2 separate regions of the Homo sapiens genome follow, and region 1 is linked to region 2. Evidence: chromatin contacts called from ENCODE Hi-C or POLR2A ChIA-PET data. All regions are on one chromosome and are shown on one strand. Each heading gives the region's core, a stretch centred on a gene start or an enhancer-like site at or near the end of the contact. The rest is flanking DNA. Distances are from core to core; before and after follow the strand shown.

The links. Hi-C counts contacts between places; a loop is a spot of excess contacts on that map. ChIA-PET counts read pairs that join two places held with the same protein, here RNA polymerase II (POLR2A).
Region 1: a loop to region 2 is called in a map of gastrocnemius medialis, with 3 times the contacts of the local background. The contact joins the promoter of TMEM19 here to the enhancer-like site in region 2. A Hi-C loop is called at or near these places in 1 of 168 maps with a recorded cell type or tissue (gastrocnemius medialis). POLR2A ChIA-PET finds 5 or more read pairs at or near these places in 1 of 52 experiments (HEK293).

What each region holds. Positions count from the first base shown.
Region 1 is chr12:71,682,960-71,690,613 of GRCh38, forward strand. TMEM19 (transmembrane protein 19) reads left to right here and starts at 3,123. Exons shown (of 6, transcript NM_018279.4): 1 at 3,123-3,851; 2 at 6,632-6,745. The coding sequence starts at 3,722. LOC124902965 (a long non-coding RNA gene) reads right to left here and starts at 3,105. Exons shown (of 2, transcript XR_007063367.1): 1 at 2,963-3,105. RefSeq lists silencers at 3,395-3,464, 3,455-3,670 and an enhancer at 5,019-5,088.
Region 2 is chr12:71,136,291-71,143,541 of GRCh38, forward strand. TSPAN8 (tetraspanin 8) reads right to left here. Exons shown (of 9, transcript NM_004616.3): 4 at 3,421-3,558; 5 at 1,866-1,940; 6 at 1,663-1,770. Among named protein-coding and RNA genes, the nearest start is that of TSPAN8, 18 kb to the right of the region's middle. Within about 2 kb of position 5,286, at least 7 of the 41 ENCODE cell types and tissues checked have a DNase peak (open chromatin) inside an H3K27ac peak, as active enhancers do; they include gastrocnemius medialis, where a contact is called at or near this core.

The DNA.
Region 1 (7,654 bases), core at 1,873-4,372, 540 kb after region 2:
GACATTAGGATAATTTTTGTGATTGGTATTGAATATAAATGTCTATCATAGAAAAATCCAAACTTTATATCAAAGAGCACTTAACCATAAATGGGTATTTATATTGTGAAATTTAAAGATCAGCGCAACAATGAACTTTCAGTTTATTCTATGATTGCTATAGTAAGTCTCAAACTGCATGTTTTCTACAGGAAATAAATCTGATGAAGACAATTAACTGTTGGAACCATTTAAACAAATGTGTTTGTTTCTTAACTTCTTAGAGTCATTAATAATACACTCTAACTATCCCATGTAGAGACAACATTTCTCAACCTTAAATTTGATCACAGGTATCTTTTGAGTGGTAGGGATGCCTACTAATAACAAAGAATAACTACTATTAAGTTAAAAAATATAGTTTAGGAAATGCCTAACCAGAAATTTTCCATTGCCAGAAAATGGCTTCCAAAGTAAATAGAAAAACAAAGACTTTGTTGAAATTTTTAAGATTGATAGTCTATAAAAATTGTAACAGTAAAATCGTGATTTTTTAAAAGTATACAAGAGCCCCTCCCACTCCCTTTATCCTTGGAGATACATTCCAACACCCTCAGTGGATGTTTGAAACCCTGGAAAATACCAAACCCTATATATACTATTTTTTTCCAATTCCTATATACCTATGATAAAGCTTAATGTATAAATTAGGCACCGTAAGAGATTAGGAGGAATACCTAATAATAAAATAGAACAATTATAACAATATATTGTAATAGAACTAAAATAAGGGCACTGTGATACTGCAACAGTCCATCTGATAACTGCAATGGCTCCTAAGTGACTAACAAGAGAGTAATGTCTATTGCATGGATGGATATGCTAGATAAACGGAGGATTCACGTCCCAGGTGGGATGGAGCTGGATGGCATGAGATTTCATCATGCTACTTTGGCATGCAATTTAAAACTTATGAATATTTCTGGAATTTTCTTTTTAATATTTTCGGATTGTTACCGGTGGAAGGTGTCCAGGTTCTTGGTGTTTTGAACAAAGAACTGGAAAAACACACAAGCAAAGCAAGGAAAGAATGAAGCAACAAAAGCAGAGATTTACTGAAAACAAAAGTACGCGCCACAGGGTGGGAACCATCTGAGCATAGGGGCTCAAGGGCCTCCTTACAGAATTTTCTAGGGTTTAAATACCCTCTAGAGGTTTCCCATTGGTTACTTGGTGTACACCTTATGTAAATGTAAATGAAGTACTAGCCCACAATCAGTCTGATTGGTTGTGAAAAACAACCAATTAGAGGCTGAAGCAAAGTTACAAAGTTACACTCCTACGCAAACGTCTGATTGGTTGCAGAAAGCTACCAAGCAGAGATACTTTCAATTTTCTATCTGCCACGCAGAAAAAAAGAGGGGTTTGCAAAGGGCGTAGCTTTGGGTCCTTTTGTTACTTAGGTATGGGAAGTTGGGGTTTTCCTTTTGATTTAGCTCTAGGAAGTCAGCATGAATCGGCCTTAGGTTCCCTGCCTCAATAGGAGACCCTATTCTCCTGCCTCAAGATCATGTTTAACCCTTGGTAACTGAAACTGCCTATTGCATATAAGAACTACTGTATTTTAATTATATTAACTCCTCTAAATTATTTTGGTCTTAAGCTAGAATAACTTTTATGGAGAAAAACATCTATAATTGGTCACTGAAAAAAATAGAAGGGAAAATATTCATCTAAAGGGTCAGTTCACTGACACTACTATTTAATATGCATTTTTTAGCCAGATCTAATAGTCATGAGAAAATCATCCCTGACATCCAGGGACTGACCTGACACAGCTACACCACAGTGTTGGGAGATAGCTTGACATTCACAACTAGGCTATGATTTTCCTATCGAACACCAACTAATCAGAGAGGGTCACTCTGTGACTGTGGTGAAGCAAGGCAAAAAAAAGAAAAAAAAAAAAAAGACCAGTTTATAATTTTGTCTAAGCAGAGACAAAAACAATGCGACTGTGCAAACCACAAAACATTAGCTTTCATTATTAATAATTTTACCCAGTAGTCTGGTAACATTGATACTGGCCAGTCAGCTTGGTGAAATAATCCAAACATTTACCTATGCAGAACAGACTAAGACAAAAATAAAGTAGGCACATAATACATTTCAGCATAAAGACCATATATGTATATTATCTAGTACAGGAAGCCCACTACTATTTAGTCCTACTTCACAGATTTGATTCTTAGTTAACTACTTAATTAGATGTCTTACCAAAGAAAATGACAAGCTGTCTTGGCATGTATTTTGAAATTTAAAATAATGTGAGCTTTTTTAAAGTAACTACTCTTGGGGCTTAAAACACAATTGCATACTGTGTCTGAAATGGATTTGGCTCCTCTTCTTACACTGTCAGCAATTAACTGAAAAAATTGATAAATATTATGTAATTATCAGTTAATTACTGTTAACCCAGGCAAACAAGTTAATTTCACATAAAACATGAAATCAGGCCGGGCGCTGTAGCTCACGCCATTAAACCCAGCACTTTGGGAGGCCGAGGTGGGTGGATCCCCTGAGGTCAAGAGTTCGAGACCAGCCGGGCCAACATGGCAAAACCCCGTCTCTACTAAAAATATAAAAATTAGCCGGGCGTGGTTGTGGCGCCTGTAATCCCAGCTACTCCGGAGGCTGGAGCAGGAGAATCGCTTAGAACCTGGGAGGCGGTGGTTGCAGTGAGCAGAGATCGTGCCACTGCACTCCAGCCTGGGCGGCAGAGAGAGACACTGTCTCGAAAAAAAAAAAAAGAAAAGAAAAGAAATCAGCCACGATTCAGATTTTTAATGCTAACAAGACGTTTTGCTTTCTAAATGCACACACCTTTAATATAAGGGGTGTGAGGACAGATATTTCCACAATCTAAGTGGTGTTATGACAATAATTACGAGAGCTCAGTAATAGAAACTATGTTTAACTTTACCTCGCTAGCAGCCAGGAGTCTAGCACATTATAGGTACTAAACAATGTTGTTTAGTACCTATAATGTGGTTTTGGAGAAGCAGTGCAAACGCAGCCGGCCAGGATGCCAGCAGTGCCTGCCCACGTGAGCTAGGCGACATCCCCCTAAGCGGCTGCGGCGCATGCCCACAGCGGGCGAGGCGCTAGAGGCGGGGGCGCCGGGAGGCGCGGGCTTTGCTCCTGGGGTCTCGGCCTTGGCCGGCTGGACCTGACCCTAGGGCGGCTTGCGCAGCTGTCGGGACGTGACTGCGTTCAGCCGCGTCGGGCGTGCTTCCCAGACTTGCCCAAGTTCGGGTGCCCTAGCTGCCCCTTTGCAGCCGCTGGCCTACCCGGCCCGCGGGTGAGAAGGTTGCGACGGGAGGTGGGTGGAACTCGCCAGCGCCGGGACCGCGGATTGGCTGCCTCGGCTTTCTCTTTTCCCCGTGGGCTCCGGCGTGAGGCGCTGAAGCGGCCGGCAGCCGGCGACCGGCCCTCACCGTCCGCCGGGTTGCGCTCTGCTTTTGCGGTGAGGCGTTGACCACGCCCATATGAATTGGAGCTCTCCGCCAGTAGGAGTTTCCGGAAGGAGTTTGAATTTTTGTGATTTTTATGCTTGTTTGGTCGGTGGAATATGTTGGGATTTATGTTTGCCTCTGAACAAGTGTCTTGCTCACATCGTAAATGACTTTCTCTCCGAAACGCTAAATATTCTTTCCCGCAGGAGCTCATATCCTTATTTTCCATGACAGATCTTAACGACAATATATGCAAAAGATATATAAAGATGATAACTAATATAGTTATACTGAGCCTGATCATTTGCATTTCGTTAGCTTTCTGGATTATATCAATGACTGCAAGCACCTATTATGGTAAGTCTGAGTGTTCTAAGTTGTTTCTCTGTAATCTAGTCAGAGGAAATTAAAACCATACCATTGTGAAATCCAAAACTCATATCCTCTGAATGGTTATGAATGGTTGTGTTTACTTAACTTCCATAGCCTGATTTAACTTACTAACATGATAGTATAAACAATGCCTTTAATAAATGCTTGTTGTGATAATTCGAGTTATACCTATTTCTTTTTTTTTTTAATTTTTATTTTGTATAAGATAGGGGTCCCTCTGTGTTGCTAGGCTGGTCTCAAACCCCTAGGCTCAAGTGATCCTCCCACCTGTGTCTCCCAAAGTGCTGGCAATACAGGCCACCACTTCTGGACTAGTTACACCTATTTCAAAATGTCTTTATATTTTATGTAACTATTCCATCTGTCTTGGTAAAAGATAAGTGAGGCGAATATAGCTTTGTAAAGCAATTACAGTGATGCTTTTAATTTTGAATAAGAATATTAGTAATGGGCCAGGCGCGGTGGCTCACGCCTGTTATCCCAGCACTTTGGGAGGCCGAGGCGGGCAAATAACCTGAGGTCGGGAGTTCAAGACCAGCCTGGCCAACACGGTGAAACCCCAGCTCTACTAAAACTAGAAAAAAGCTGTAATCCCAGCTACTTGGGAGATGGAGGCAGGAGAATCACTTGAACCCTGGAGGCGGAGGTTGCAGTGAACCAAGATTGAGCCACTGCACTCCAGCCTGGGCCACAGAGCGAGAATCCGTCTCAAAAAAAAAAAAGTAGTAATGTAGTTTATCAGTTTCACATGTTCTGTAAAAATAATAAGAATTAAAAACGGTATACTATTTACATTTGGAGAGCTGAAGGACTTATCTGCCATTTGGTTGCTTCAAAAGAATAGACTCCTTTTAAAGCCTAAAGCTACATTGCTTAAATATAAGGTACTCTGGACTCAGATCTTTAAAGTTTTAAAGGTGCTTTAGAGCATAAGCCTCCATTTACACAAACTTCCTTCTCCTATGAAAACAAAATACTGGTCAGTTTGCAACAAAGGAAAAATGAAAAGGAGAATGAGAATGCTTGTATCGTAAGGGATTGCCATTTCAGACTGTAGGCTTTTTGCAAAGAGACATGTGAATAGTTGGAAAGGGTTCTCCAGGCTACAGAAGCTCTCAGTGCAGTTCGTTCATAATGATTCACAGTGGGGCATCAGAGTTTTAGGGGAGGGGTGTAAGAAAAGATTCTTGTTAGTGACAGTATTTACTATGACTTGAACTAAATGGAATAAATCAGGATTTGTAAACTGAAATATCCCTCTGGGGCCAGTCACCTAATGCAAATGAATCTGTGTACGTTTTTGTGTATTAGACCTGTGGTAATAGTTTTCATTTCCAGAAATAGGATATTTCTCATCTTTTGTTGAATGCTTGGGCCCTCTTTGTCTTTCATTTCCCCTTTATTTTTCTGAGACGGAGTTTCGCTCTTTTTGCCCAGGCTGGAGTACAGTGGCACGATCTCAGCTCACTGCAACCTCTGCCTTCTGGTTTCTCCTGCCTCAGCCTCCCAAGTAGCTGGGATTACAGGTGCCTGCCACCATGCCTGGCTAATTTTTGTATTTGTAGTAGAGACAGGGTTTCATCATGTTGGCCAGGCTGGGTCTCGAACTCCTGACCTCAGGATCCTCCTGCCTTGGCCTCCCAAAGTGCTGGGATTACAGGCATGAGCCACTGCGCCCGGCCCATTTTCTCATTTTTGATAGAAACATAGATACAAGCAGTGGTTCACAGTTTTCTTTACCATAAGGAAATCACTTTGCCTTGGCGTTTAGGAGCCTATCAGGAGGGGTGGGAACTTTAAATGGGAAAGCCACGGCCTGTTTAAAGGAGGGCACCTCTCTTTACCTTAAGTCAATTCTGCCATGTTGGCCAGAACTTCCCAATTTTAAAACAGAAGCCAAGAATCTGGATTTTTATATGATATCTCCTAATCTTTAAATATTGACTAAAATTATTTGAAAACACTCTGCTAGCCAAACATCTGTGAGCTGGATGCAGCCTCTGGAATAATCAATTTCTAACCATTGAATGAGGTGTCTGTCCTCTGACAGGCAGAGAGGAGTAAGATCCTGTTACAAAAAGAGTTCGTTCTAGGTAGTCCTTGAAATTTAATACGTGCCCCCTTTAAAAAAAATGAACCAGAGGTTCATTTTAAATATCTAGATATCCATTATTATCATAAATAGCAGTAAAAGGTTTTCAAAACTTGGACATAACCTATTTGGCCATTCTCCAGTAAGACTGTTTCTCCGAAAATATGCATGCATGTCTCAACATAAATACAGTCATGCTCTGCCTAACAATGTTTTCGTCAATGACAGACCACACATACAACATGTTCCCATAAGATTATAATACCATATTTTTACTCTACTTTTTCTATGTTTAGATACACAAATACGTTATAATTGCCTGTAGTATTCAGTACAGTAACATGCTTTACAGGTTTGTAGCCTAGGACCAATAGGCTATAGCATATAGCTTAAGTGTGTAGTAGGCTCTACCATCTAGGTGTGTGTAAGTACAGTCTGACGTTTGCATAACCATGAAATCACCTAAGGATGCATTTCTCAGAACATATCCCTATCTTTAAGTGATGCATGACTATATATTTCTTTGGTGACTTCATCTTGGTGTTTGTACTTATGACAGTATTTTAGTCTAAAAGCAGTAACGGAAGTTTACTGCCAAAACTAACCTGTGCAAACTTCACACAATTTGTGCTCCACCTTTATAATTTTTCAGGTAACTTACGACCTATTTCTCCGTGGCGTTGGCTGTTTTCTGTTGTTGTTCCTGTTCTGATCGTCTCTAATGGCCTTAAAAAGAAAAGTCTAGATCACAGTGGGGCTCTAGGAGGTATGTTTTTATTTTGAATGTTTACAGTAACTACTAAGTGCTTGCTTATATAATTTAAATTTATGTTTTCTAAATTCTGAATATATGAGACTGACTACAAATCACAGTTATATATTTTAGACAATGATAAAGTTACATCTTGCTCAGCATTCCTATTGTCAAAATTTCAGAAACTAACGTACACTTTTAGTGTAACATACAAATTAAACTCTGTGATTGATACAAAGTAGATTAATAGGATAGATGAACCTTGACTATTCTGCTCCTTTAGTTTGATTAGTCTTCTACCAGCAGAAACACTGGAGCACTCCTCCTATATGTAAAATAGAGCATTTGGAGAGAATAACTTTTGGAAATTGCTGTTAGTAATCTCAAAACAGAGCAGTCCAAACTTAGTGTTCTGGATTAATTTTCCAAAACTGAGTTGAGAACAGGATATGCATTCATTCTTTTAGCAATTTTTTTTTTCCCGAGACAGTCTTGCTCTGTTGCCCAGGCTGGAGTGCAGTGGCATGATCGGCTCACTGCAACCTCCTCCTCCTGGATTCAAGCGATTCTTGTGCCTCAGCCTCTGAGTAGAGACTACAGGTGTGTGCCACCATGCCCAGCTAATTTTTTCTGGTATTTTTATTAGAGACAGGGTTTCGCCATGTTGACCAGGCCGGTCTCGAGCTCCTGGTCTCAAGTGATCACCTGCCTGGGCCTCCCAAAGTGCTGGGATTACAGGTATGAGCCACCATGCCTGACCCCTCTTTTAGCAAATTTTTATTGAACACTTACTGGTATGTACTACTGTTCTAAAAACTTGGGATAGATCTGTAAACAAAAAGAACGTGGTGTCAGTTCTCATGGAACTTATATTCTTTAGGGCAGATAGATAATAAATAAAATATATAAAACTGTTCAGGT
Region 2 (7,251 bases), core at 4,036-6,535:
TTCAAATTAAGAAATAACATACTAATCATCAGACTTGCATATAAGCAGGATGGGCAAAAATTAGTAAACTTTCACCTCTTTAATATTTCATTTGAGGGTAGATGACCATAAATATAAAATATGTTTATCAGTGAGAAGTCAGATTAAGTGACCTATAAAATTCAAGCCTCTCCTAAGATTCTGTGAATTTCCATGACATGCATATATTCAGAAGGAAAAAGTAGTAAGAGCACTCCAAGGATGGAAACTGATGCAAAGGCAGGAAGGCAGTTGTTCAAGGGACCCTGAGTACACAAACCTGGCTGGACTAGAGTTTACTCTTTAGAGAGTAGTACTTAGTAAAGTTAAAATATTAGGTAGGATCCAGAGAGTAGAAGACCTTCAATGCCTACCCATATTTTGACTTTAAAGAAAAAAGGAGGGGATAGTATACTGATTTAAAAAATAACAGACTGGTCAGACAGATCTGGGTTCAAATTCCAACCCATCACTTGGTAGCTGTTAGACCTCCCTAAAACCCAATATCCTTATCTGTAAAATAGGGTTAATGAGGATAATGATATTACCCATCCACAGGGTTGTTGTGGGTATTAAATGAGCTACTGGATATAACACCTGCTACATAGTAGCAATTAATGTTAGCTATTACCATTTTTATGAGACAGAGAAGTGGTGGAGGCTGAGAAAGAAAAAAAGAGAGGTGGATGTGGTTGCTCACGCTTGCAATCCCAGCAATTTGGGAGGCCAAGGCAGGAGGATCACTTGAGGTCAGGAATTTGAGACCAGTCTAGGCAACATAGTAAGACCCCTCTCTCTACAAAAATGATAATTTTTTAAAAGGTAGCCAGGCATGGTGGTGTGTGCTTGTGGTCCTAACTACTCAGGAACCTGAGGTGGGAAGATCTCTTGAGCCCTGGTGGTCAAAATTGCAGTGAGCTATGATTATACTACTGCACTCCAGGCTGAGTGACACAGCAAGACCTTGTCCTCAAAATAATTAATTATTTTTTAAAAAGAAGAGAGAGAGGCCATGTGCGGTGGCTCACCTCTGTAATCCCAGCACTTTGGGAGGCTAAGGCGGGTGGATCACCTGAGGTCAGGAGTTCAAGACCAACCTTACCAACATGGTGAGACTCTGTCTCTACTAAAAATACAAAAAATGAGCCGGGCGTGGTGGCGCATGTCTGTAGTCTCAGCTACTCAGGAGGCTGAGACAGGAGAATCAGTTGAACCCGGGAGGCAGAGGTTGCAGCGAGCCAAGATTGCACCACTGCACTCCAGCCTGGGTGACAGAGCAAGACTCTGTCCCCCCCCAAAAAAAAGGGGGAGAGAGAGAGAAAGAGAGGAGATTCCCAGACACACTACCCTTTTAAATGGTAAATGGAAAATATTAAAACTATTATTGATTTGACTCATTCGAGGCTTAACCTGTCATAAATGTATCTTCTTAATTTCTCTCCTTCAAAACTGCTTCAGAACTTTGTATGAAGCGAGAAAGTAATTACAAATATCTTAGATTTTTCTTATTGCATGGTGACAGAATAATCAATCAAAATCTGCAAAATGGAGACATTTTTCAATCTTTAAGGAAGATGTTAAAAACTAAACAAACACAGAAGAACTATGTCCAACTCTTTAAAATGAACAATGAATTCTAATTACCTCTTCTTGAAACACAATTATGGCTTCCTGGAATTGTTTTTCACTTTCCCCTGTGGCGCTCAAAAGCTTTGTGTTTTCATAGAGAGTTTCATTCACAATGCGATCAGACTGAAAATTGAAAAGTATTTTACATTATTCACGCCACAAGGTAGTATTTCAATTTTTCAAACTTCTTCAAAATTTTCAAACATCTGTGCACACACCTTAGATTTGAAAACAGCTCCTAGGATACCTGTCGCCACCTGCAGGAGCAGGATCAGAAGCAAGCCTATGAAAAACTGAAGAAGAGAAAAAGAAATATACATTATCCTCAGTGCATTCAGTAACATCTGGGGACATTCTGGCACAGCACTTCTCTCTACAGCTGGGATTATATCACAGTGAGAGTGTCAGTCACACTCTTCATTTATTCCACTTTTTACTTCAAGCTGAAAATTTTGGGTTCATTACTACTCAGAAAATTGCTCCAGAGACTGATCGAGGAAAGTGGTTCAGGCAAAAAAATTATCAAAACAACCATTGATATCTGTATGATATTGACTAGAGGGAAGTTTGAAAACTTAGATGAGTTTATTTGAGTATTATTTTACTCCTTCCCTTTCTTCATCAAACACAACCTCACACAAACTCAGAATTGGCTTTGAAACAGCATCTCCACTACATTCAGAATCACCTGGCATCTTGTTACATATATAGATTCCTGAAATCGGCTTCAGATATGCTGAATCATAAGTTTGAAGGATGCAGCCCAAAGACAATTAGCTTTTTTTTTAAACAAGCTCCTTGAGTAATTAAATTCTTCAATTGCAAATGAGGCCTTATTGTTCAAAAAGCAATCAGTAGGAATGTTATTAGAGTCCCTTTAAAACTCTGTCTCTACCGTCCCTCACAATAAACAAACAGTTTTGAACATTTTTCTCAGGTACTGATATAATCCTTACTTTATTAGAGGAATAAGTTTAGATTAGACCTGATAAACTTTTATGTCATATTTGTATCTGATAAACACTTGATTTTTTTCTAATATTTTTACTATATCCATTTTCTACTGTATATGTTAAAAGTGAATGCCTGTGAATTATCCAAACCCAATTTATCCTCCTCAATGCTCTCTAAGAGATAATTCTGATTATCTCATTCATTTAAACTTTTTTTTTAGCATGGCATGTAGAACACCTATGATTTTACCACAACCCACACTTGGATTCATCTTCCATCATTTACTGGAAACAGTTTTGCCGGTCTCCTGCCATACCCAAGGCTTCTCAGTTCCCAAACACACCAGCACTGTACTGCCACGTTGTCTTTCCGGAAAGCTTTTCCTACCCTCACTCATACAAATACCTTATTCACTTCTGCCCTGGTTTGAAAATCCCATCCCCTGTCTTGCCCTTTGCTTCTGGGGCCACTCCCACTGTAGCTATTTGCTTACTTATTAACCTTCCCTAGTAGGTTCTAAAGGTCTTATGTATTATTTCGCACAATATCTGACACATAGAGGTATGGCAGTAATGTTGAATGAGTGAATGAATGAATGGATGAATGATTAAAATTTGTCTCCTCTCAGAGTATCCTCCAGTTTCTAAGCCAAACTAAGCCAAATCTAAGCCATATCAGCTTCCACAATCAAACCTTCTAAAGAGAAGTTGGAGTTAGAGTTTCATCAATCATGGCACGTTCTTTTAACAGACAATAGGGATGGGAGAGAATCCTCTGGAGTCTGAAGGTTGGACACTGGGATTTGTTTGGAGAACTCACCAACAGAAGCATGCAGCGACTTTCTTTTATAGCACCGCAGCATCCCAGGAAGCCCAGAATCATGATGATGGCACCTACAGCAATCAATATGTCCACAGCAACGTAGGAGCTAGAGCCTACATCTTCAGAACCAAAAATCTGAAGTAAAAAAGAGATTAATGGCAGAAAATTTATTTCCTTGAAGTTTATTTTGCTCATTCAACAAATATCCATTGAGTGCCTCCTATGTGTCAAGTCCTGTGCCAGGACCCTGAAATACATCAGTGATCTTAAAAAGTACAAATCCTTGCCCTCATGGAGCTCACATTCTATTGAAGTGCTTATATTTTTCTAAAATGATATGATGAAAGCTGGGTGGAAGAAATGTAATAGGTTTTTTTAAACCGTATTTTTAAAAGCTTAGGACAGTTACTTTTACTCTTCTTGATGTAATCTTTGGTTCACATATTTTGTGTATTCTATATAAAGTGCATTATAAAAGCATGTGTTGTTATGGTTTTTAATTCTTTAAAAAGTTCAAGCTCTTTAAACTATTGATAGACACAACAATATGAATTAATTTCAGAGTCATTATGCTGAGCTAAAGAAGCCATAGAAAAAAGTAAATACTGTATGATTCCATTTCTATAAAGTTCAATCATAAGCAAAACTATGGTTATAAAAATCAAAGCAGTGCTTGACTTTGAGCAAGGCAGAAGGGAAAGCAAGAGTTAACTGAAAAGGGACATGAGGGAACTTCCATGGGTTAATAAAAATGCTTTGTATCCTCATTAAAAAGAAATCCAGTTCCTGATATTTCATATCTATTTTATCTCTTTGTTCCCAAAAGCCATAGTCCATAGAGTCATCTAGAAACTCTATTTTGACTGTTAGTTAATGAGATATGAAGGGAAAAAAAATCCTAGAGCCCTTTATAGTGGGTGGGCTACCCATCAGGCATAATTCAGTTCTCCCAACAACACACACATACTCGTCTTCATCACCCTCATAACACTTAGCCTCAGCCACCTCTTGTCCTCGATAAGTGGATTTATCCAGAAGTAAATCACAATTAAAAAGTAAAGCCTTGTGCGTGTCTTATGCATAAATCCTATATGTAGCCCATTTGCCTTCTATAACCTCTATCTACTGGGCTGTCTCTAGATAGAGCACTAGTTCCTAGACTAACTCGAAACCTCTGCCTCCCAGAATGGGCTATATAGCATGTAGGTCAGCTCCCTTAACAGTCAATACAAAAATGACTGCTATGTTCTAATGATATTTTTGTTTCTCAAGGCTTTTTAAATCTACTTATTGCCTAGAGGAAACTTTTATTCAACAGTCAATAGGAAGGAATGTGCTGAAGTTATAAAAGCATTAAAACAAACATCTATATTTTGTCAGGGTCCTAATAAATAAGTTTGTAATCCTGGAACAGTCACCCAACCTAGTGGGCTCCAGTTTCCCCATTTATAAAAGGGAATTGGGTCAACCTCTGTGATAGCCAAGGCCTCCTTTGTCTCTAAAAGTCTATGCTTACAGATAATGTTTCAATTTACGTATTTTGAAAGCTTGGTTAAGTCCTAAAGATTTTTGTTTGTTGGTTTTTATTGTTTTCTCATTAATATTAGAGCTAAAAAATCAGTTTTGTTAATAAACAGGCAGGACATTGGAATCAAAATAAATGTGACAAAAATAGAAGTGTTAGGAAACTAGCTCTATGGACTTCCTGCTAAATATTGCTTCACTAGAATATTGTGGCCAGTACAGGCAAACCCTATGAGAGGATGGAAGCCTCGCTAGCTGGGTTATCAGAACTTAGAAAAGATATGCCAGACATACAAATAATAGTTCAAATATCTACACATGAGGCCAAGATAGTGTGACCAGCACTTGTGCAGCAGGTAGTGAGACACTTCTATGAGGCTAACCTGGGCAGGGTGACCCACTGCCAGAGACTAGCCAGAAAGCAGTGTGTTGACTGTCTAGTGGTCATTGTTCCAAGTCCAGCCCAACAAGTGGTTATTCTTATTCAAGAATGAAGTGGAAATCTGAGTTCAGATGTTTGCACCAGGGGAGGAACAGCAGGGTTTGAAAAGCTGTCTTGAATGAACACTGTGTCCCTGTGTGTCTTAGGACAAGGGGAGAATTTCTAAAGACAGAGAAATTCAGCTGGTCCTGAAAGATGAGGACTCAGGAATCCTCTTTGGATCAGAAGGGACCTCCTGGGACAAGGATGGCTGCTCATGTGCTTTTCCTCATGGTGCTAAGTTTATCCTGAGGTAGAAAAAAGGGTCTTCATGAGACACTTCAGCAGAAAGTTCTGTCATTTCCCTGACATCCTTCTTTTCTGTGTTTATGCTCATGTTTTTCCTTCCAAAACAGCTACCTCTGTTTTTTCACTAACAAAAAATTCAGCTCTTTGCTCTGTCTTGATTCTTTGTCACTGGCTTGAGAAAAATATAAACCAAGCCAATTTTATATAAGTCAAGCTGGTTAATGTTGTCCTGGCAGACACTGGCTTTTGTTCAGTGTGAGAGGCTGATGAAGCGTGAGTCAAAACGTAACTAAAGATGCTGTCTAGCTCTATTAATTCATTCTTATCCCCAGATGTGGAGGAGCACCCTCTCAAGGACAACAGTTCCCCTTTAATACATTCAATATGTGCAATTTTTTAACAGACTAAACACCAAATTTGTTTACCAGAAGCACTGGGAGGGAAAGAAAATACCAACAGGAAGTAAAATTAAAATAAAATAAATTGCAGGCTACACACACATCTTGAAGAGGCCACAGCACCCTGTAAGTAGGTGACTGTTAATCTCTGTGCTTAATTATGAGTCCCAAAGTCAGACTTCAGATTCTACAGGATGGTAATTCTGCACATCTTCAAATGCACTTCTTGGGCTCACACACCAGAGCTCCAGGCCATCAGGAAGTCACAGTTATGGTTATCAGTAGAAAACAATAAGTGAAATCCTGATGGACTAGGATGTTACTAAAAAGCTGCCACACCCATCTCCCACCCAATTTCTTCACCATGGTGAGGCACAGAATGTGGAAGCCGCTAATTGCCACTGTGATCCTCTGGGCTCCCTAAGGGCAGAAAGCAATTTTAAAAGGAAAAGAACAACAGGAGAGAGAGAGAGGAAAAAAACAAAAAAAAAAAAAACAGAGATAGAGTGAGAAAGAAATTTTCAGAAAAGCCACCCACTGCAGCGAAGAAAACAGAGCAGACATTAATTCCCTTTTCATCTTCCTTTCCACTAGGCTGTGTTCAAAGGCATTTAGCTGCACCATGGTGAAATACGTTTTAGTAGAAAATGCATTGTCTTAATTGCTGGCTTAATAAATCTCTCAGTAATTATCAACTTGGAATCAAAATTCTTCTCAGAGAGGAGAAACTCTCTTTATGTGGGCAAATACCTTAAAAAGGCTCTAGCAGTAGAAGAGGTGATCCTTTAGTGGCAAGAGCCCAGAAAACAAAGAACAAATTAATGGCTCTGAATGTGTTAGAATAATAATTTGTGGGGATGGAGCCCCAGAATAGAAGAAGGGAGAGAAAAGAATAAAAGCACGGGAGCCAGGAAATGGTGCCAGGGTGGTATTATGTTCCGTAAAACTGACAGAACAATCCCCGCACACTCGCCCCTCCCTCTTCCCCCAACCCTTTCCACATTTGTGATACTGTGGCATGGAACAGATACCACACGTATGGGGTCCAATAGCTGGAGCCAGAATTAACCATACGAAATACACTTCCTCCAGACCTGTAGATCTGGGTAAGAGCTTTGGCACTGGGCACGGAATGGTGTGTGGGGGAGGAAAATGGGTCATGTTCATCTTATACAT